Linked DNA regions of Homo sapiens: all the other regions are linked to region 1. Evidence: chromatin loops called from intact Hi-C (ENCODE). Cell type or tissue: PC-3. All regions are shown on one strand.

Region 1 (8,000 bases):
GGTGTGATAACACATACCTGTTAAGTACTCAGGAGGCTGAAATGTGAGAATCACTTGAGCCCAAGAGGAAGAGTCTACAGTGAGCTGTGATGGCGCCATTGCACTCCAGCCTGAGGGACAGAGCAAGACCCTGTCTCAAAAACGTGTGTGTGTGTGTGATATATACATGTAACATTTTCTCAAAAACTTTAGCTAGTTCCTCATTCCCCCAATCATACTTCAAAAAGGACATAGAGGATGTCCCCAAATCATACATCAAGAAGGACATAGAGGATATCCCAGGTGTTGCATACCTTGAAGCCAGAGGAAAAATGAAGCTGCCAGAAAAGTCACAACTTGAACATAAAGATTGCCTATCCTTTTAAGGAAACCACCCATATCCTAAGGAAGCCCAGTCCAGAGTTTCCAGATGAACATTTGTTCATTTCAAAGAAGGCTATGCCTTTGTTTATTCCACACATATTCCTGAGCGCACACTATATTTCAAGCACTGTGTGGGCACTGAGCAAACATTAGTAAGCATTGGTAAAAGTGGTCCTCACCCTTGTGGTGAGGGTACAGTCTGATGAGGACAGATAGAAAGGAAAGAAAGGTGGGAGTGATACAGGGGAGGGAGGGAGGGAGGAAGGAAGAAAGAATTTCAAATGTGATGAGTGCTCTGAAGAAAATAAAAACAGTGCACAAATAATGGGGATTGCTAGGATAGAGATCTTCACAGAGTTAATAATGAAGTGCTGCTAGCTAGACAGAATGGTAAGCTAGTAGCCTTTCTGAAACAGGAACATTTGGGCTGACATCTGGAAGTTTCAAAGAGCCTGGGAAATACCTTCTTGTTGGAGGGAACCTATTATGCCAAACTTTAAGGTATGAAGGAGCATGGAAGGTTCAGGAAATGGTAGGGAACCAGTGGGGCTGGAGAGTGTGAGCAATGGGACATGGGACAATGCTGGAGGTATGGGCAGGAGACAGATTACACAGGGATACTGGTCACAGTGGAGACTTTGGGATTTATTTAAACAATGGGACGACATTGCAGAGGTAGAGACTCTCAGATGTCTCACTGCCCAGATTGCAAATTACACCAAGCAAATACAAGATTTACATTTTAAGAAATCACAATGACTTCCGTGGAGCAAGTAGACAAGGGGAAAGCAAATAATCAGAAAATTCAGATGTGAGGTTATTGCAGTAAACCCAGAGTCAATGGGTAATCTAAGCTAGGTGGTGCCAGCAGAGATGGAGAGAAATTGACTAACGGGAGGTGAGCCTAAAATTGGAAGTGACAGGACTTGCTTGGGGACTGAATGTGAAAGGCAATGGAGAGGGAGGATTGGAGATGACTTCATGACAAGGTTGAGCAATGGATGAGATGAGGAAGACAGGTGGAGGGATGGGTTTGGTGGTGGAATGGAACTGAATTAACAGTTCCATTTTAAACATGTTAAATATAATGTTGGTTCGTCATCAAAGTGGAGCTGTTAAGTAGGCACACGGACAGATGCATCTGAAGTTCAGGAGACGGGTCAGAGCTGGAGAGTTATTTTTGGAGTCATTTGGTCTGTTGCCAGGGCAGCCAATCAGCAGAGCTAAAATATCCAGATTTTCCTTTTCCATCCTTCTGGTCTCCCAAAAGCCCTTTGATACAATGCAGTCTCCACGCTCTGGTGCAAAACAAGTATTAATACTTATGCAGGCATGGACTGGAAGAGAAAGCAGAAAGACAGAATGCTTTCATTTGTCAAGACGGCATGATTATAGATATATTTTTCCTTTCTATTTTCATATCTACTGAGAGTTGTTGGCATATTTCTTCAACAAATCACTTTAAAAATAATAAAATATGGTCTGAACTAGTGGTGAAAAGGATCTGATATCTGCAGGGGCTGGAAATGCCCCCTTGTTCCCTGTCACCCTGGTCTGTCTTGGTAATCTTCAGTAACCTCAATGGAAACTGGGAGAAGGTCCTGCAAAGAGAGTAACAGAGACAGAAAGCATTCAAGGTGAGCAATGAGACATCTAAGACCCACTGCACCTTTAGCATCATAGCCAATCTGAGCTGGTAAAGCTTTTGGTACCACTTTGTACAATCTCTTCTCCCCAGTCCTAGTTCACAAATGTGGAAATTGTGTCCTAAAGGTATTAGGTGATATGATCAAAATAAAACAACACAACTCTCAAGCCACAATTCCAGGTGTGCAAAAGTATTACTTTTTAAAACTTCTCCATAATCTTTTTTTTAAATTTTATTATTATTATGCTTTAAGTTTTAGGGTACATGTGCACAACGTGCAGGTTTGTTACATAATTTATATTTTAAACACCCTACCCATGAGCTTAATCATGGTCAATTTAGGATCTCCTCCATCAAAACGGGGTCCCCCAGCCTCCGCATCCCCAGTGGTGTCTAAGGTGCCTTGGTGACATCAGTCCATGCAGGTATCTGCTAAGATGTCTGCCCCCTGTGAAGCTCCTGGCAGTAGATCCACACAGGGGCTTCTAGCAATAACTTCTTTCTGATCCCAGAGCTTCTCCACACCATTGGATTTCAGCTCCACCCATAATCTTCTTAAGCACACTGGAAAATGTGACTACTCTGGCACCCCCAGAAGATTCTGCAGGATGGTCTCAGGTCCTCTCCCCCTAAGTTGAGCATAGATCCCATTCTGCTCTTCTGCTGCCAGGCCAGGCTGGGAGCTGGAACTCCAGGAACCATGTCACCAGGAAGGAAGACACAAGTCCTCCTAACTCCCCAGCTCCTCCAAATTTGACCTGGGGTTTGCGGGAGCAGGTTGTAGTACTCTTGTCAGGGGCCCATCAATGTTGGTTCTCTCAAGCACTCCTCCCCTCTCCCACAAACTGGGCAATGCCCCCTCAGGTAATCAAGATGGAGGTTGGGTCAGGGGTAAGTGGTGAGGAAGGGGCTGGCTCTGCAGAGCCCATATTTTTCCAAACGTTTGCATCTTCCATCTGGATCTCAGCTTTTGCAACTTAAAGGTGCATTTGCTCTCTGTTTCTGCGGTGACAGCCTCCCATGAGGCAGATGCATCACATTTTTCTGCTGCCTAATTTGGCCACTGTCAAACATACAATACTGAAGGAAAGGCATTGGTGAAAACAGCACTGCCAGAGCTCTGCAGTGACACCAGCAGGCATGTTTTATAACGATGCGTCAGAATCCTCTACACGCTAAAGTCGAGTGAATCTTAACCCTGTGAACATACTCGAATCTTCAAACTATACATTTTTTATGCGTGAGTTATACCTCAGCAAAGCTAGAAAAGAAAAAAAAAGATGTCTGCATTAACCACGCAAAACACACCAATTCCCTGTGTGCCTTATCCCTATAAATTTCTAATACTCTTCCATTAGTAAAAGGTGGGAAGAGAGAAAAGAATGAGTTTCATGAAAACCATTCGGAACCCTCATTTTTTTTCCAGAGTCCCTGATGTAAGTGATCTCAGGCTTGGCAAGAAAAAGCAAAAAAGTCAGATAGAAGGAAAGTTCAGACTTATTTATTATTTATTTACCTTGTTCTCAGAAACTAAAGCTCAAAATCCACAACCTGTAGTTTCTGTGATGCTTTAATAAAGGTGATATTGGACTCATCCATATACAAGTGTTTTTTGTTTGTTTATTTGTGTGTTTGTCTGTTTTACCATATTCATTCTCTGTGCACAGAGACAGTGAGCTACTTGAATTTTTTCCCCAGAAGCCTCCAGACAACTCCCCTTCACATCTCAACATGTGTCCCAGCCTCAGGGGACTGGCTGCCATAACTGCCTTGGACCAATGATGATTCATCTCCTGGGGCTGGGGAAGGGCCTAGGTTTCCCTGAAACTGTTGCTGGGTGGAATGGCTATTCTGTTAGCAAGGCAGGAGGGACATTTGGCTGTGCAGAGGCCCAAACAAGGGTATCTTCCAAAATGGATGGTGAATTCAGTGAGCTATGGAAAACTGCACCCTCCTAGGATGCAAAGCCCTAGACATTTCCAGGCCTGTGAGGTGCTGAATTCATGCCAGAGAAGATTTTGGCTTCAAGAACCAGAACTTTGGGAGCTTCATCAAATATCCCCAAGGAAGAGCTTGTCATAGAGAGACTGCAGCAGGTAGTAGAACCGGCCAACTTCAAATGGGACTTTGTCCAGTTAGGCCTGGACAAAGAGCAATGGCCATAGTGACCCATAAAGACTGAGAACCAGAATTCATCTCCTTTGTCTTGGAAGGCAACAGCCCCGGTGCCCTGATCCAATCCAAGAGTGGAGTGGGGAGCTATGGAAAATAGCTGCTATTCACTTTCTCTCCAACCATGGTAGAGGCACATGCTCAAACTGGATTTCATAGGATTAAGAAAAAAAAATCTTAACATTACATGCTTATTACAAAGGAAAAAAGAATACAGTGGAAATGCCTGGAAGACATCACAAAGTAATCAAAGTGAACATGACTAGTAATGGGACCGATTGTGTGCCTTCTGATTGGAAGCAATGAGAACACAGCATCACTTCCAGATATTCCTGCCAAAGGTGCCAAAACCTGACTCTCATCATGAGGAAGTGTTAGAAAAATACAAAATTAGGGGCATTCTACACAATAACTGGCCTATACTTTTAAAAAGTGTCAGGGTCATAAAGTAAAGGAAAGGAGATTTTTTTTCTATATTAAGGAAAACTAGAGAGGTATGGCAACTAAATGTAACTGGATCCTTTCTCTATAAAAACATGTTATTGAAACAATTGGCAAAACTTGTAGGGAATCTAAAGATAAGATGGTAATAATGTGCCTATGTTAATTTCCTGATTTTGATGGTCTGGTGGTCATGCAGGAAAATGTTCTTATTTGTAGGAAATACGCACTGAGATATTCAGGGGTGTCTTAGTCCGTTTGGGCTGCTATAACAAAATGCCATTAGCTGGGTAATTTATAAACAACAAAAGCTCATTTCTCACATTTCTGGAGGCTAGGAAGTCCAGGGTCAAGGCACCAGCAGGTTCACCATCTGGTGAGGGTTTGCCCTCACTTCCAAGATGTCACCTTGCTCCCTGTCCTCACATGGCAGAGGGGATAAACGCTGTGTACTCACATGACAAAAGATGGCTGAGGAGCTCTCTTGAGCCTCTTTTCTAAGGGTACTAATCCCATTCATGAGGGTGGATTCCTCATGACTTAATCACTCCCCAAAGGCCCTACCTCTTACTACCATCACATTGGCTATTAGGTGCTAACATGTGGATTTGGGGAGATACCAACATCCAAGCCATAACCAGGGACGATAAGGCAATATGCCAGCAATTTATTCACAGATGTTTCTGAAAAGAGGCTCTTTATCCCACACTTGTAACTTTTCTACCAGATGAAGATTGTTTCCAAAAAAACTGTAATTAAGTAATATTCAGGTATTATGGAGCAATTCATATCTGCTGCAAAACAGATAGGTAGCTGACATACACTGAAAGCGTGCTGTGTGCCAGACTGTTCTGAGTACTTTCCGTGTTATAAACTGCGTTACTCTCATAACAACCAGATGAGGTATAACCTATACTTACCTTAATTTTGCAAATGAGAAAAAATGAGACACAAAATTTTATTGACTTGTCCAAGGTTGCACAGCTCCTAAGTGCCTGGCTGGAGTTTGAACCCAGGCAGTCTGGTTCAAACTCCCTTGTTCCTAACTACCACATACTCTCTTCTGATACTTTTGTCCAGTCCAATGGCCTTATATATCATTGAAATATAGCTCAAGGACTCAAATTTATTTCTCCAGCTGGGACTTCCCCCATGAATTTCATGTCCATCTGTCTACTCAACAGCTCCATTTGTCTGCCCAATAATATCTCAAAGCTTACATCCCAAAATCTGGCCTTCTGCTTATCCCCCAAAACTCTGCTCCACCCACAGACTCCCCCATTTCGGCTGATAAGAACTCCATCTCTCCAGCTGATGAGCCAAAAACCTAGGAGGTATGCTTGATTCCTCTCCTCTCTTATCCCGCTCCCTTTATGTCAGGAAATTACATTAGCTTTAAAATATATTCAGAATCTGACTATTTCTCACTATCCCCATTGCCAGATTTCACCCTTCATCCTCTCGTTCCTGGATTGCTGCCATTAGCCCCTCACTGGTCTCCCTATAGCCAGCATAGGAATCCTTTCAAACAAAGGCCAGATCATGTCCCACCTCTTCCCAAAACTTGCTACAGCTGCTCATCTCACTGCAAGTAAAGCCAAAGTTCTTACCTTGGCCCTCACAGCCCCTCACCACCTGCTTACCCCAACCCCCTTTCCCTGGTCTATATTTCTTTCCACAGGCCTTATCACTTTCTAAGATACTATATCATTTACTTATTTACTTTATTTATTATTGTGTATTGCCTGCCTCCCCAATTGGGATGTGTACTTCAGTTAATAAGGACAGTGAGTTTTGTCTGCCTTATTCACTGATGTATCCTAAGCACCAAGAATAGTTCTGGTACATAGCGCATGCTAATATTTGTTGAATGAATCAGTGACTACACCCTACAATCTCTCATATTGGGGTGAGAGCAGAAATGAAGAGAAGGATGAATAGACAGCAGGAGACAGAGGGGGAGAAAGAAGAGAGAGCCCCTAGGTCTAGGGCTGCAGAGAACATTCCTTAGTCCTGCCAGCTCTAATAGCTTGTCCCATGATCTGTGGCTAGAAGTTATCACAATATTTATGAAAATCACTCTTTGGGAAGGTAGCAATGAATACTGGATAGTAAGAAGGAGTTTGTGTGCTTGTTCTGGCCTCAAACCCAGGGCTGATCAATGTCTACCATTTCCCTGGCTCCTGAAAGATGCATTCTCTGATGTGGAGCATTGTCATGTGTCATTACCAGGTTCCAGGGAGGGAAAGTGAAGAAAGAGCTGCCCTTTGCTTCACCTCTTCTGAGTAACAGGGTTGAAATTCTCTATCTTCTCTCTGGCTCCAAGCACTCTCCTGCCCTGCCCCTCCCTTCTTAGGATAAATCCAGTTAACAGAGCCTGAGGCCCCAGGCACCATGACTGGCCACATCCAGTCCACCCACATCGGTGGCCCCTGGCCAACTTTACTGCCAACCCTACTTGTGGGATGCTCCTGTGTATAGGATAAAGCACACAGAACAAGGTGCTGGGAGGCTGAACCCAAAGGCTACTAACATGGCAGACCAAGACGAGCGAGAAAGGAAAAGCCCATACAAAATAACAACAACCTTCCCCAATTTCTTTCCAAGTCAAGTTTACCCAAACTTGTTGAACAGTCTCCCTTTGTGTTCCTGTCCCTGTACCCAGTTTATTGAACAAGCTGGACTCAGTAGGGTTGAAGCAGAAAGCTGCTTCATTCTTCTTCACCACTGCCCTTTCAAATCTGCCAAATTATTCCTCCTAAGAGGCAGTAATGGTACCTATTATTCAGGTAATAAAAATTGCAATCTCTCATTCAATATGAGTGATGGTGGGCTTCTTGGCTATTTTCCACCTTGCTCTTCCATTCTTCTTTTCTCTCACTGCCACCTCTGGAGCAGAGGAAAGGGGAAACTAAGGACTAAGGCTGGGGTGATTTATGACTTGCCCATATTCTTGCCACCTCATCAGGCCAAGGGCAGGATTTAAACCCAGATCCCCCTGACCAGAAGCAGAGGTCTTTCTGCTCCACTGCAGCTATAACACATTTATCTCTCTTTCCCTCTCTATAACACACACTCGCCATAACACACGTATCTCTCTCCCTCTCTCTCTCTCTCTCTCTCTCTCTCACACACACACACACACACACACGGTGTGGGGAAGGCGTTTAGGTCCTTCCTAGCTAGACATTCTGCTGCCGAAATAATGATGCCTGAATATTTGGTGAGAACAAAAGCGCTGCATACATAGGCATGTCAAAAGGAAGCCTAAAAATATTTAACAGACACAAAAAATAGTCGGAATCCAGGTGTTCAGGCTGCTTTAGGGAGGTGTTGCTTCCCGGGATGTTGGGAGACTACCAGATAAATGCTCACG
Region 2 (8,000 bases), 210 kb before region 1:
TTGTGCGTTGAGAGTTATGTATTTTATAGTCACTCAGAAATCCAAAGTGAGGAAGTAGCTTCCATCAGAGCCTTGTGGGTCTTTGTGGAAGGGAGCAGTTGATCCACAGAGGCTTTTGCCATTAAATGCACAGACCACAAATTATACCCATCACTTCTGCTCGCAACTCAGTGGTCTAAAGAAGTCACATGGCGCCACCCAATGCAATGATTCAGAAAAAGCAACACTCCATGTGGCCAGAAAGTAGAGAGACAAATATTTGGCAAAGCATGATATTTCAAAGGAGGGTTCAGGAGTTCTACTCAGGTCCTCAACCTCATGCTCTACCATTAAACTGGACCTGACTCTGCCACAGTGTTCTCACTTGTAATACAGTCTCATGGTACAGGCTTGTTGTGAGGGTTAAATGAGATAATACATGCAGTGTGCTGAGCTCAAGGCCCACTCCTGGTGTATACTCAGTCAATGAAAGTCATTGATAAACACTTTAGAAAACATAAGCATCACATAAGGATGATTAAATGACTGTTTTGTGTTTTCCTCCAGGAGCGGCAGGTGAGGAGGAGCTGCGGGTGATTCAGCCTGAGAAGTCAGTGTCAGTCACAGCTGGAGGTTTGACCACTCTGTGACCTCCCTTTGCCCTTGGGGCCCATCAGGTGGTTCAAAGGAACTGAAACAGGGCAGGAACTAATCTACAGTTCAAAAGGAGGCCACTTTCCCAAGATAGCTTGCATTTCAGACATCACAAAGAGAAACAATACAGACTTTTCCATGTGCATCACTAGCATCACAAGAGCCAACACTGGCACCTACAACTGTGTGAAGTTCTGGAAAGGGGGCCCTGACATGGAGCTTAAATCTGGACCAGGCACTGAGTTGTCTGTGCATAGTGAGTACAGTGTGGGCCTCCTTCGTCCCCCAGTGTGTGACAATAAGTCAATAGTAACACCTTCCATTCATTGAGCAACAATCGGGTGTGGTGGTGGGTACGCATTTTCATGAACTGGTGTCACCCCCTTCTACAGATCAGTTAAGTTAAGGCCTGATGCATCATGCTATTCACTCAGGCACCCATGGCCTGTAAATGGTGGGTAAAGTCTGTAACACTGGTCTGCCTTCTCCACAACTTGTCTCTTCTCATCTGGCCCAGCCTTTGGTTTCTGCAGATGAGGGAACTGAAAGATTGGGTGACTTGCCCAGGCACAAGGCCAGATCTTGCCTTCTGCCTCCACAGAGCATTTTCCCCCTCTGGGTGGCCGAGTCTCCTTTTTATATAACTGGTACTCACTGAAAACCTACTATGTGCCAGGCTCTGCCCTGGTTGCTGTGTAAGCTGCAATGAACAAAACAGGGAAAAACTTGTCTCTCACAAACCTTACCCTCTCTTTCCTTCCAATGAGAAGGAATTTGTTCGGGGTGGGAGGGGGATTGTGTTTTTCTTAGTTTAATCTTCAAAAAACATCACATTGGGAAGATTTCTGAGAGGCACAGATCCATTGTTTAATCTGATGGCCCTGCTGGGCATAGATGCCGTGAGCTTTGGTGTTTGTGGATCTGTTAGAGAAACTCTTGTGTGATTCAGGGATTGACTTACACAGGTACTGTAGGCTGCAGTCAGAGGTGGTTCATCTCAGAATATCCCTCTCTCCAGGGAAGAGGCCTCCCATGTGAGTGACTTAGAGGTTTCCCAGTAGAGTTAGCAAAGACGCTCACTTTGGGTTTCCTGCCAAAGATCTAGATTCACAATCTAACTCCTGATCCTGGGATGTTAGCACAGGAGGGATCTTCAGACCAGCCAGTCCAACCCCCTGTTGACAAACAAGAGCCTGAGGCCAGGAAATGACATGGGTCTTGCCCACAGTCACAGGGCCAGTTAGTGATGGGATCCAAATTAGAGCTCAGATCCGATTCCAGGCAGGTCCTTCTTGCCCTGGTGTTAGACACCGTCTCCACAGAAGAGCCTGGTACATCCTAGGTGCTGAATAGATGTTCCTTGAACATAACCACTGAGAGGCAGCCAGCACTTCCCCTTTTCACCACCTTCCCAAGGTTCAGAACACCCCTGACATTCAGACCTCGAGCCTGACTGGAAAACAGTAAGTATTTTATTTTATTTTATTTTATTTTATTTTAATTTTGAGATGGAGTCTCCCTCTGTCACATAGGCTGCAGTGCAGTGGCAACATTTCGGCTCACTGAGACCTCTACCTCCCAGATTCAAGTGATTCTCCTGCCTCAGCCTCCTGAGTAGCTGGGACTACAGGTGCCTGCCACTGTGCCAGGCTAATTTTTGTATTTTTAGTAGAGAAAAGGTTTCACCATGTTGGCCAGGCTGGTCACGAACTCCTGACCTCAGGTGATCCACCCACCTCGGTCTTCCAAAGTGCTGGGATTACAGGCATGAGGCACCACATGTGACCCGTTTCATTTTATATAAAGATTCTATATCAGGACATAGACAGCTGCTCAATTAATACCTGTAGAGTACTCCAACTTATGGAGCTATCAAACTTAGTTTACAGTCTTCTGTTAATGGATATGTAAGTTGTTCCCAACCTTGGGCTACTAAAACAACGCTGCAGTGGGTGGCCTTGTATATGTACATGCGTCATCCTGCTCAGGTGGAAGACACCCACTGGAAGTGACATTGCCGGGTCACAGGGTGTGTGTGTTTTAAGGTATGTAGCTATTGCTAATGTTTTCTTCTTGATGTTGAAATAATCAGCACCCCCCACCACCACCCTGCATCCCTTGAACATAGGTAGGGAAGGTGGTTTTACCCTGATTTTGCAGATATTACAAAGACATTGAAATTCCACGATGGTTCATATTGTGCCTAGGCAAGCACCCTTATTAAGGCTCAGGAGTAACTCAGATGTGCTGACTCCTAGTAGAGTGTTCATTCCTGTTTTCCAAGCCATTAACCTAAACGATGCCCTGGATTAGATTGGAGAAAAGTGAGGAGGGGACCAAAGAGTGGCAGCTGTCCCAGATGCTGTGTCTTCATCTGGCATTTTCTCCTTATAACCAGTGCTATGAGAGGGAGACCATTTGCTGCCTCATTTATAGATGAGGACACAGGTTTAGAGAGGGGACCTGACTTGTGAGCAGGCAGAGGAGCCAAGTTTTGACCCCCAGCTGCCTGACACACAGCCCTTGTCTCCGCAACACCCAGCTGTGCTTGCTGAAGTGTAGGGAAATGCTTCAACCTTCTCGTTCTAAACTGTTGTATTGTTCTGTTCTATATCACTAAACATTAAAAAAAAAAAGAAAAAAAAGGCTTCTTCTTGTGTGGGTAGGAGGGGCTGGCTTGACAACCCCCATCAGAAAGTTCCTGCAGGCATTATATGTTATGTTGAACCTGTCCTAAAAGATATGTCTTGGCATTTAGGACTCTTCTTACATGTGCCATTTCTCCTTCATCGAGCAGCATCCATGGAGCTGAGTCCAGCCTCCTGCCTTTCAGCAGACCACACTGAAACCACCTTTGCAAAATTATGAGAGACAGTGAAAGAGATCTAACTTAACTGACTCCATCTTGCTTCTAACCTCCAAGCTGTCCTCGTTCATTCCTGGACGTAGGCTGAACTAACTTTGGGAGAAACTTAGTTTATAGTTTAAACAAAGATGGTAACAGCCCTTTCCCAAAGCAGACCTTCTTGCCTGGAGACTAGAATGCCTTTGTAGGACTAACATTAGCCACAAGATGAGAAATTATGGTTTAGGAGTCATGCAGCTGGAGGCTACAAGATTCTGACCCTCCCTAAACTGCTCCTAAGATCAGTGCTTGAGATATTTGGCAGACTCTGAACTTGATGTATCATCCGGCACCACCCAGATCCAAAAACTGGCTCCTCTGCTCTTATGGCCACCTGCCCAGGAACTGACTCAGCTCAGGAAGACAGCTTCGACTCCCTATGGTTTCATCCCTGACCAATCAGAACTCCTGGCTCACTGGCTTCTCCTTACCCACCAACTTACCCTTAAAAACTCTGCTCCCCAAATGCTCGGAGAGACTGATTTGAGTAATAATAAATCTCTGGTCTCCCGCAAAGCCAGAATTGTGTGAATTACTCTTTCAAGCAATTCCCCTGTCTTCATAAATCGACTCTGTCTAGGCAATGGGCAAGGTGAGCCACTTGGGCCATTACAACGTGCCCACCCACTCATGGTGCCGAAGACTAAGGATGTGGGAATGAGACATTTCCTAGAGTTCTCATGCCCCGTGTGAGCAAGAGTTTACATTCTTTTTTGGGCTATTAGGAACCCAAGGTCTTCTGTTTATGGGTACAGAGTAACCATAGGGAGCCCAAGGGGAGAACTACAGAGTAACCAGCCCTGGGCACCCAGAAGGGAGACTTCTCCCTAGAATTGCATTAAGTCAAGAATCTGAAAGGGACAAGGGAGGTGGCAGTCATTGTTGGGGATGTTGAAGTTCTAGTGCTTACTCTTTGATGAACAGGGAAGCTTGGCAAAACACAGGAAATGCCCAAGTCATGCACGGGGGATAAGAAGACAGTGCCTTCATCTCTCTTAGTCTCAGTTTTCTCATCTGTAAAATCATGACAATCTTGGACTCCTTTAGGAGAGTGGAAAGGACTTAAGATTCTCTCTGTAAATCACCTAACACATTGTAGGCACTCTCCCAAATCACGTGTTATTTCAAGGCTGTGTGATCTCAGGCAACCCAGTTCCCTTTGCTGAGCCTGTTTCTTCATATGTAGGGTGTAGATAATTACACCAATCATTCCAGGATGTTAAGAGGATACAGCTAATCTGGGGAGAGAATAGACCAGTAAATGATGGGGTTGTTTTCCCAAGGTTGTGTGATCTTGGTAAAGTCTTGGCTACCCTCGAGTCCTCAGTTTTCCCATTTGTGAAATGGTGATGATCATGGTCACCATTATGGACTCTGTGGGGATTGGAGAGGATGTGCACAGAGTTCTGGATGGTGATGGTGTTAGGGTTATTACTGAGTGTCAGTAGCACAGTGGTTAGGAGAGCATGGGTTGGAGCCCCATCACCTGTGCCACATCTCAGCTCTGACATTTCCCAGCTCTGTGATCTGGGACAAGGCACTCCACCATCGTGGGCCTCGGTATCCTTACCAGTCAATTGTAACTTGACTTGGGAATATCTTCTCCAACTGTATGTGTTGTTTGTTTACTCTGCTGATTATTTATTTTGCTGTTCAGAAGCTTTTTAGTTTAATTAGGTCCCATTTATTCATTTTTGTTTTTGTTGCATTTGCTTTTGGGGCTTAGTCATGAATTCTTTGCTGAGGCTGATGCCTAGAAGAGTTTTTCCAACCTTGTCTTCCAGAATTTTTATAGTTCTAGGTTTATATTTAAGTCGTTGATTCATCTTGAATTGATTTTTGTATGAAGTGAGAGATGAGAATCCAGTTTCATTCTTCTACATGTAGCTTGCCAGTTTTCCCGGCACCACTTATTAAATAGGGTGTCCATTCCCCAACTTATATTTTTGCATGTTTTGTTGAAGATCAATTGGCTGCACATATTGGGCTCTATTTCTTGGTTCTTTATTCTGTTCCATTGGTCTATGTGCCTACTTTTATACTAGTACCATGCTATTTTGGTAACTATAGCCTTGTAGTATAATTTGAAGTCTGGTAATGTGATGCCTTCAGGTCTGTTCTTTTTGCTTAGTATTGCTTTGGCTATGCAGGCTCTTTTTTTTTGTTCCATATGAATTTTAGGATTGTTTTTTCTAATTCTGTGAAAAATGCTCCTAGCATTTTTATGGGAATTGCATTGAATTTGTAGATTGCTTTGGGCATTATGCTCATTTCCTTAATATTGATTCTTCCAATCCATGAGCATGGGATGTGTTTCCATTTGTTTGTGTCACCTATGATATCTTTTAGCAGTGTTTTGGAGTTCTTGTTGTAGAGATTTTTCACTTTCTTGGTTAAGTATATTCCTATGTATTTTATTTATTTTACAACTGTTGTTTGTTTTCCTAGGTATTTTATTTTGCAGTTGTTTGGGACTGAGTTCTTCATTTGATTCTCAGTTTGGTGGTTGTTGGTGTGCAGCAGTGCTGCTGAGTTGTGTACGTTGATTTTGTAACCTGAGACTTTATCAAATTCATTTATCAAATCTAGGAGTCTTTTGGAGGAGTCTTTAGGATTTTCTAGGTATATAATCATATCATCTGCAAAGAGCAATAGTTTGACTTCCTCTTTTCCCATTTGAATGCTCTTTACTTCTTTCTCTTGCCTAATTTCTCTGGCTAGGATATCCAGAACTATGTTGAATAGAAGTAGTGAAAGTGGGCATCCCTGCCTTATTCTTGTTCTTGGGGGAATGCTTTCAACTTTTTCCCATTCAGTAGGATATTGGCATAGGTTTCTCATCTATGGCTTTTATTTTTTTGAGGTAGGACTCTTCTATGCCTAGTTTTTTGAGAGGAGAGTTTTTATCATAAAGGAATGCTGGATTTTGTTGAATCCTTTTTCTGCATCTATAGAGATGATCATATGGCTTTTGTTTTTAATTCTGTTTATGTGATGTATCACATTTATTGACTTGTGTATGTTAAACCATCCCTGCATCCCTGGGTTGAAGTCCACTTGATCATGATGAACTATCTTTTTGTTGTGCTGTTGAATTTGGTTAGCTAGTATTTTGTTAAGGATTTTTGCATCTATGTTCATCAGGGAAATTGGTCTGTAGTTTTCTTTTTTTTGTTATGTCCTTTTCTGGTTTTGATAATAGGGTGATACTGGCTTCATAGAATGATTTAGGGAGGATTCCTTCTTTCTCTATCTTTTGAAATAGTTTCAGCAGGATTGATATCAATTCTTCTTTGGATGTCTGATAGAATTCAGTTGTGAATCCATCTGGTCCTGGACCTTTTTTTTTGTTTGCCATTTTTTTGATTACCGATTCAATCTCGCTACTTGTTATCGGTCTGTTCAGAGTTTCTATTTCTTCTGGATTTAATATAGGAGGGTTGTATGTTTCCAGGAATTCATCCATTTCCTCTAGGTTTTCTAGTTTATGTGCATAAAGGTGTTCATAGTAGTCTCAAATGATCTTTTGTATTTCTGTGGTGTCAGTAGTAATGGCTCCAGTTTCATTTCTAATTGGTCTTATTTGCATCTTTTCTCTTCTTGGTTAATCCAGCTAATGGTCTATCTATTTTGTTTAGTTTTTCAAAGAACCAGCTTCTTGTTTTATTGATCTTTTGTATTTTGTTGTTGTTGTTTGAATTTCATTTAGTTCTGCTCTGAGCTTTGTTATTTCTTTCCTTCTTCTAGCTTTGGGTTTAGTTTGGTCTTGTTTCTTTAGTTCCTTGGAGCATGATATTAGGTTGTCAATTTGTGCTCTGTCAGACTTTTTGATGTAGGCATTTAGTGCTGTAAACTTTCCTTTTAACACTGCTTTTGCTGTTTCCCAGAGGTTTCGATAACTTGTGTCATTATTATCATTCAATTCAAATAATTTTTTAATTTCCATCTTGATTTCATCATTAACCGAGTTATCATTCAGGAGTGGATTATTTAATTTCTGTGTATTTGTATAGTTTGGAGGGCTTCTTTTGGAGTTAATTTCTAGTTTTATTCCACTGTAGTCTGAGATGATACTTGATATGATTTTGATTTTTAAAAATTTATTGAGACTTGTTTTGTGACCTAGCATATGGTCTATTTTGTGCTGATGAGAAGAATGTATATTCTGTAGTTTGGGGGTAGAATGTTCTGTAAATATCTGTTAAGTCCATTCGTTCTAGGGTGTAATTTAAGTCCATTATTTCTCTGTTGACTTTCTGTCTTGATGATCTGCCCAGTGCTGTCAGTGGTATATTAAAGTCTTCTACTATTACTGTGTTGCTGTCTGTCTCATTTCTTAGATCTATTAGTAGTGGTTTTATGAATCTGGGAGATCTAGTGTTAGGTGCTTATAAATTTAGGATTGTAATATCTTCTTGTTGGATTGATCCTTTTATAATTATATAGTGACCATCTTTGTCCT
Region 3 (8,000 bases), 230 kb before region 1:
GGAAGGGGAGCTGGCATGTGCAGAGATCACATGGCAAGAGAGGAAGCAACAGAGAGAACAGGGGAGATGCCATGCTCTTTTGAACCACCAGCTCTTAATCATAAGAAATCACTCACTGTGCCCACCCCCCCACCCTCTGCAGGGAGGGTATTAATCTATTCATGAGGGATCTGCCCTCATGATCCAAATACCTGCCATTAGGCCCTACCTCCAATATTGGGGATTGTATTAGTCTGTTCTCACACTGCTAATAAAGACATATCCAAGACTAGGTAATTTATAAAGGAAAGGAGGTTTAATGGACTCACAGTTCCACATGAGTGGGGAGGCCTCACAATCATGGCAGAAGGCAAAGGAGGCACAAAATCATGTCTTACATGACGGCAGGCAAGAGAGCTTGTGCAGGGGAACTCTTATTTATAAACCCATTGGATCTCGTGAGACTTATTCACTACCACAAGAACAGTATGGGGAAACTGGCCCCATGATTCAATTATCTCCACCTGGCCCCACCCTTGACATGTGGAGGCTATTACAATTCAAGATGAGATTTGGGTGGGGACACAGCTAAACCATATCAGGGATCAAATTTTAACATGAGGTTTGTAGTGGACAAACATCCAAACCATAGCAAGTGATCAATTCACCTATCAATAACCAATAAGCATATAAAAAGCTTCTTACTCTCTAGTAAATAAAGATGGCAAATTAAAACAATAAAATGTAATTTTCTATCCATCAGATTGAGAACTTAAAAAGTGATAATTGATAATTCCTCAAGCTAGAGAAAGTACAAGGAACCAGACTCCCATTATCTGCTGGCGGGAGTGTAAACTGTTGCAACTTTTCCTTCACAGAAATACCTACCTAAGAATGTTTCGATCTGTTCTATTAAGTATCAGATGGCAGGTTCAGAACAGTGCATATGATTTTCTCTCATTTAGAAAATGTACCAGTGGTCTTCTCTGGAGAGTGGGGCTGAGGGTCTAAGTAGAGATGGAAGTTTTTTTTTGAGACGGAATCTCACTGTTGCCCAGGCTGGAGTGCAGTGGTGTGATTTTGGCTCACTGCAACCTCCACCTCCCAGGTTCAAGCAATTCTCCTGCCTCAGCCTCCTGAGTAGCTGGGATTACAGGTGTGTGCCACCATGCCCAGCTAATTTTTATATTTTTGGTAGAGACAGGGTTTCACCATGTTGGCCAGGCTGGTCTCAAACTCCTGACCTCAGGTGATCTGCCTGCCTCAGCCTCCGAAAGTGTTACGATTACAGGCATGAACCACCGCACCTAGACAAGGAAGCTTTTTTAACCATAGAATCTTAGGTAACTCTTTTTCTTACCATGTACATATATACTGTTTAAGTATCCAAATTTTAAAACCAATTTTTAATTTTAAAAATCTCAACTTGAATTTATCTGAGATTTCAGCTCATATTCACTGCAGAGTTATTTATAATATCAAAAAATGCAAACTTTATATCCAACAGTTTGGTATAAATTGGAAAAAAATAAACTAAACATTAAAAACCATATTGTGGAATATTTTGCAACATAGGCAAATATTCAAATACAGTAAATGAAAAACTGATTATAGATTATATTTCAATCTCCAATTGTGTAATAATCATATATGTACACGTATATGGTCAGGTCTCACTCTGTCTTCCAGGCTGGAATGCAGTGGCATAATCATTGCTCACTACAGCCTCAAACTCCTAGGCTCAAGGATCCTCCCACCTCAGCCTCCCAAGTAGCTGGGACTACAGGTGCATGCCAGTATGCCCTGCTAAACTTCATATGTTTTTGGAGAAACAGAGTCTCACTATTTTGCCCAGGCTATGCTTGAGCTCCTGGCTTCAAGGGAGACTTCTGCTCTGCTCACCCTGAAGATCTCAACTTAAAAGCCATATCCTGGCCGGGTGCGGTGGCTCACGCCTGTAATCCCAGCGCTTAGGGAGGTTGAGGCAGGCAGATCATGAGGTCAGGAGATTGAGAGCATCCTGGCTAACACGGTGAAACCCCGTCTCTACTAAAAATACAAAAAATTAGCTGGGCATGGTGGCATGCGCCTGTAGTCCCAGCTACTTGGGAGGTCGAGGCAGGAGAATCGCTTGAACCTGGAAGGCAGACATTGCAGTAAGTGCAGATGGGAGATCGCGCCACTGCACTCCAGCCTGGACAACAGAGCAAGACTCTGTAAAAAAAAAACAAAAAAAAAAAAAACAAAAAACCATATCCTGGAGGATGCAAATTAAGTCACATCTGCCAGGCAGGTATTCCCTTTTTTTTACAGCAGGTATCTCACATGATAATTACAAATACATTTGCCTCTCAGCCAACAAATATTTATTGAACCATACTCTGTGCCAAGCAATGTGGTTGGTACTAGAAATTAGGCGGAAAAATTCTTGTTCTTGTGTAACTTGCACTCAAATAACTGTAAGGTTACGCCTGTGCTAAGTGCTAGGAACGAGTATGTGGTAGTCCGAAAAACCCATGAAAAGGCAAATTGTACACAGAAACTAGCAAGGATTGCCCTAATACAAGAAATCCTAAGGAGGGGAATTAACCAGACCAAAGAGGGCATCGTTACCCAAGGAACCACACGTTCAAGAAGTAAAAGGCCAAAAAGGCTGTAGCAGAGCCAAGGGGAGTGTGCTGGAAGATGCCAGGCATGCCAGGCCGCCTGCACGTGAAGCACTTGTTGATCTGTTGTCTGGAAACAATGGGGTTATTAGGCGACGGGCAGAGGGAGGATCATACCTGATTAATAGGGACGGTTCCCCTCTGGGCTGAGAGTCTGTGTGTCCGTCTCACTCGGTGGCATCCCAGGAACCCAGAATAGCACTGCACGTAATAGGTGCTCCATAGGGTACCGGCCTGGGTGAACGGGGGACGGGCCTCTGCGGCCGGATGGACCACCCAGGGCCACACCTCCAGCGGCGACCCACATCCACGGCCCCCATATCCCAGGGCGGCCGCAGCAGGAGAGGGAGGGAGGGAGTCCCAGGGCCGCCCCGCAGACCGCCCCTGCCCTCTGGGTCCCCACGCCGCTGCCAGCCTCCTGCCGAGGTTCGGACTCCCGGGGGCCTTGAGGAACCGAGAAGCCGCCTCCTCCCGGGTGGGCGACGTCGCAGGACCGGGACGCTTCACAGAAGTCTCCCTACTGGGCACTCATCTCCCGCGGCCGGCAGCACCGGGCTCTGGAAGTGCCAAGACTTTGTTTTTTCAAGAGACAGGGTCTGGCTGTATTGTCCACGCTGTCCTTGAACTTCTGAGCTCAAGTGATCCTCCCACCTCAGCCTCCCTGGTAGCTGGGACTACAGGTGGATGCCGTCATGCCTGGTTACTAGAGGGACTTACACACACACACACACACACACACTAAAAAAAACCTACTAAACTACTTTTTAGAGAAGTTTTAGGTTCACAGAAAAATTGAACAGAAAGTACAGGGAGTTCCCATATACCCACTTGGTGTTGTACACTCTATGGATGTATAATGACATGCATCCACCATTGATGTATTGTACAGAATAGTTTCACTGTCCTAAAAATCCCTGTGCTCCACCTATCCAGCCTCTCTTTTTTTTTCTTTTTCTTTTTCTTTTCTTTTCTTTTTTTTTTCTTTTTTTTTTTTGAGATGGAGTCTTGCTCTGTCACCCAGGCTGGAATGCAGTGGCGCGATCTCAGCTCCCTGTAACCTCTCCCTCCCGGGTGTAAGCATTTCTCCTGCCTTGGCCTCCTGAGTAGCTGGGATTACTGGCACGTGTCACCATGCTTTGCTAATTTTTATATTTTTAGTAGAGACGGGATTTCACCGTGTTGGTCAGGCTGGTCTTGAACTCCTGATATCAGGTGATCCCCCTGCCTCTGCCTCCCAAAGTGCTGGGATTACAGACATGAGCCACTGCACCTAGCTGACTAAACCTCTTTTCTTTATAAATTACCCAGTGTCAGGTATTTCTTTATAGCAGTGTGAGAACAGACTAATACAGTAAGTATTATACATAAATGCAGCTGGTCTTCCTAAGGATGGTTGCCCCTTAAAGGAAAGCTCAGTTTCGTCCAGCAGTTTCCCGTAATTTTAGAATTTCCTTTTCAAAAGTGTCCAAGGCTAGGACAGTGTATCAGGTCAAAGTGTGTTGCTTTGTGAGCATCACTCCACAAAGTGTCACCAGTGAGTCATGAGTCCCTCTCCTGCATGTAACAGCTGTTCATGCAATTCTCTTCGAGAGAATTGAACTCATCCTCATGTTTCCTTTGGTTTTGAACAAACAGGAATTGGTCACAAATGAAAATACAAGTCTGAATTTCATGCAATAGGGAACAGCTACAATTTTAACAGCATGCTATGTAATTTTAGGCCAAAAGAAATGAAACTACTTATGGTAGACTGCCAATGCTACGACCTGGAACACCTGCTGTGAAATAGCAGCAGAGGAGACAGTTATCTTTTGTTTTATTCCTGAAACCAGAATCTCCTGCCCATAGACAGAGATCAAAACCTCCATTCTAAAGAGAGGCAGTTGGAGAGAACAGCCCAAATAAAGGCAAAACCTCACCAAAAAAGAAAGGGAGATCTGAATTCAGGAGGACTCACCCTTTTACACCCTGTGAAACCTCTGGAGTCTGAGGAACATAGTGCATTAATGCTGGTACCAAGCACTGAGCCCAAGAGGGAAGGCAGCATGTTCAGTGTTGGGAGGTCCCTCTGAATCCTGCTGACTACAGCGGACATGTCTACCTAAGAGAAGAAGCTTAGATAAAATTAATATAAGTAGAAGGTCTATTTGGGCCAAATTTGAAGACTGTAACCCAGGAAACACCTCCAAGTCACTTTGGAGAATAAAGAACAGACTCGAGCTTTTAAGGAAAAAGGACAAACCAGGGGAGGGGATGATTACAAAAGTTTTTGTCAGGAATTCTCATTGCTTTACAAAAATAACATTGATTAGTAACCTTTATACGTTATTTAACTATAGAATATGACTTATAGTGTCCACATATGGCATTGTTACATTAAATTGTATCTACCTGGGGCATCAGTCAGTCTAGAGTCCACATGGCAAGCAGCCTCAAGAGATGGTTACTTAGCTGAAGGAGGGAAGTGGGACATGACTGCTTTCTCATTCCAGTGCCTCTCTGGGCCTGATAATTGAAAGGGGCATTGCATTCCTCAGATTAAAAGGTTTTTGTGCAATTTATATTAAAATACGGATGTACCCAGAATTTATTTAATTACCCTTTACTTTTTCCTGCTGTGTATTGTTTTTAAATCATTATGTAATCTAAGGGTAGCATTATGCTTTCTGTCAGGCCTCCAGCCCAAGCTCAGCCATCATATCCCCTGTGACCTGCATGAATACATCCAGATGGCCTGAAGCAAGTGAAGAATCACAAAAGAAGTGAAAATGGCCGGTGCCTGCCTTAATTGATGACACTCCACCATTGTGATTTATTCCTGCCCCACCTTAACTGGGTGATTAACCTTGTGAAATTCCTTCTCCTGCCTCAGAAGCTCCCGCACTGAGCACCTTGTGACCCCCACCCCTGCCCACAAGAGAAAAACACCCTTTGACTGTAATTTTCCACTACCCACCCAAATCCTATGAAATGGCCTCACCCCTATCTCCCTTTGCTGACTCTCTTTTCAGACTCAGCCTGCCTGCACCCAGGTGATTAAAAAGCTTTATTGCTCACACAAAGACTGTTTAGTGGTCTCTTCACATGGATGCACGTGACATTTGGTGCCATGACTCTGATCGGGGGACCTCCCTTGGGAGATCAATCCCCTGTCCTCCTGCTCTTTGCTCTGTGAGAAAGATCCACCTATGACCTCGGGTCCTCAGACCAAGCAGCCCAAGGAACATCTCACCAATTTTAAATCGGGTGAGTGGCCTCTTTTTACTCTCTTCTCCAACCTCTCTCACTATCCCTTAACCTCTTTCTCCTTTCAATCTTGGCGCCACCCTTCAATCTCTCTCTTCCCTTAATTTCAGTTCCTTTCCTTTTCTGGTAGAGACAGAGGAGATGCGTTTTATCCATGAACCCAAAACTCCGGCACCAGTCACAGGCTCGGGAAGACAGTCTTCCCTTGGTGTTTAATCACTGCGGGATGCCTGCCTGATTATTCACCCACGTTTCAGAGGTGTCTGATCACCGCAGGGACGCCTGCCTTGATCCTTCACCTTAGTGGCAAGTACCACTTTGCTGGGGCACAAATACCCCCCACCCCTTCTCTCCATGTCTCTACCCTCTCTTTTCTCTGGGCTTGCCTCCTTCACTATGGGCAACCATCCACCCTCCATTCCTCCCTCTTCTCCCTTAGCCTGTGTTCTCAAAGACTTAAAACCTCTTCAGCTCACACCTGACCTAAAACCTAAACACCTTATTTTCTTCTGCAATGCTGTTTGACTCCAAAACAAACTCGACGATGGTTCCAAATAGCCAGAAAACGGCACTTTCAATTTCTCCATCCTACAAGATCTAGATAATTCTTGTCATAAAATGGGCAAATGGTCTGAGGTGCCTGACATCCAGGCATTCTTTTACACATCGGTCCCTCCCTAGTCTCTGTTCCCAATGTGACTCACCCCAAATCCTCCTTCTTTCCCCCCCACCTGTTCCCTCAGTCCCAACCCCAAGCATCGCTGAGTCTTTTCAATCTTCCTTTCCTACTGACCCATGTGACCTCTCCCCTCCTCCCCAGACTGCTCCTCTTCAGGTCGCTCCCCGCCAAGCTAAATCAGGCTCCGATTCTTCCTTGGCCTCTGCTCCTCCACCCTATAATCCTTCTATCACCTCCCCTGTGCACACCTGGTTCAGCTTACAGTTTCATTCTGAGACTAGCCCTCCCCCACCTGCCCAACAATTTCCTCTTAGAGCGGTGGCTGGAACTGAAGGCATAGTCAGGGTACATGTGCCTTTTTCTCTATCAGACCTCTCTCAGATCAGCCAGTGTTTAGGCTCTTTCTCATCAGACCCCACTAAATATATACAGGAATTCCAATATCTAACTCTGTCCTACAATTTAACCTGGAGTGACTGAAATGTCATCCTAACTTCTACCCTATCCCCAGATGAATGGGAAAGAGTTTTTTCTCCAGCCCAATCTCACGCTGATAACTGCCGGCTTCAAGAGCCAGACCTCCAGGAAGGCATTAGAGCAGTTCCCCGAGAGGATCCCCAATGGAACTATCAGGCAGATTCCCCAGGTATAGCTAGGCAAGATTATATAATTTCCTGCCTAGTTGAAGGGTGTAAAAAGGCAGCTTACAAAGCTGTTAAAGAACTGTTAAAGAACAAAGCTTAAAGAAACTACCCAAAGTAAACATGAAAACCCCGCCCAGTTCATGGCTGGTTTGGCAGCAACCGTGAGATGCTTTACAACGCTAGACCCTGAAAGGTCAGAAGGCCGTCTTATTCTCAATATGCATTTTATCACCCAGTCAGCTCCTGACATTAAAAAAAACTTCAAAAATTAGAATCCGGCCCTCAAACCCCACAAAAGGAATTAATTAACCTCGCCTTCAAGGTGTACAATAATAGAAAAGAGTTGCAATTACTTGCCTCCACTGTGAGAGAAACCCCAGCCACATCTCCAATACACAAGAACTTCAAAACACCTAAATCCACAGTGGTCAGGCATTCCTTCAGGACCTCCTCCCCCAGGATCTTGCTTTAAGTGCCAGAAATCTGGCCACTGGGCCAAGGAATGCCTGCAGCCCAGGATTCCTCCTAAGCTGTGCCCCATCTGTGTGGGACTTCACTGGAAATCGGACTGTCCAACTCACCAGGCAGCCACTCCCAGAGCCCCTGGAACTCTGGCCCAAGGCTCTCTGACTGACTCCTTCCCAGATCTTCTTGGCTTAGTGACTGAAGACTGACATTGCCCAATCACCTCGGAAGCCTCCTGGACCATCACAGATGCTTTGGGTAACTCTTACAGTGGAGGGTAAGTCCGTCCCCTTCTTAATCAATACGGAGGCTACCCACTCC

What was found. A loop is a pair of places that touch in the nucleus more often than their neighbours do. Peaks named below come from ENCODE experiments on the same cell type or tissue, not always from the same donor. Only the 100,000 strongest peaks of a DNase experiment are listed, where the experiment ranks them.
Region 2: a loop joins it to region 1, with 8 times the contacts of the local background. A loop is called at or near these places in 3 of 110 quality-filtered maps.
Region 3: a loop joins it to region 1, with 17 times the contacts of the local background. A loop is called at or near these places in 18 of 110 quality-filtered maps.

Annotation. Positions count from the first base shown.
Region 1 is chr20:1,504,552-1,512,551 of GRCh38, reverse strand. No RefSeq gene overlaps it. Among named protein-coding and RNA genes, the nearest start is that of SIRPB2, 17 kb to the right of the region's middle. In PC-3, a CTCF peak has its summit at 3,139; DNase peaks (open chromatin) are centred at 3,131 and 6,961; H3K27ac peaks cover 3,518 bases.
Region 2 is chr20:1,715,059-1,723,058 of GRCh38, reverse strand. It overlaps the pseudogene SIRPB3P. Among named protein-coding and RNA genes, the nearest start is that of SIRPG, 61 kb to the right of the region's middle. RefSeq lists enhancers at 32-602, 799-848, 603-1,175. In PC-3, no CTCF peak of the experiment used is centred here; DNase peaks (open chromatin) are centred at 608, 1,748, 2,648 and 3,868; H3K4me3 peaks cover 308 bases; H3K27ac peaks cover 6,353 bases.
Region 3 is chr20:1,730,883-1,738,882 of GRCh38, reverse strand. LOC124904858 (a long non-coding RNA gene) reads left to right here. Exons shown (of 3, transcript XR_007067498.1): 3 at 5,657-5,707. Among named protein-coding and RNA genes, the nearest start is that of SIRPG, 77 kb to the right of the region's middle. In PC-3, a CTCF peak has its summit at 4,175; a DNase peak (open chromatin) is centred at 4,182; H3K27ac peaks cover 1,809 bases.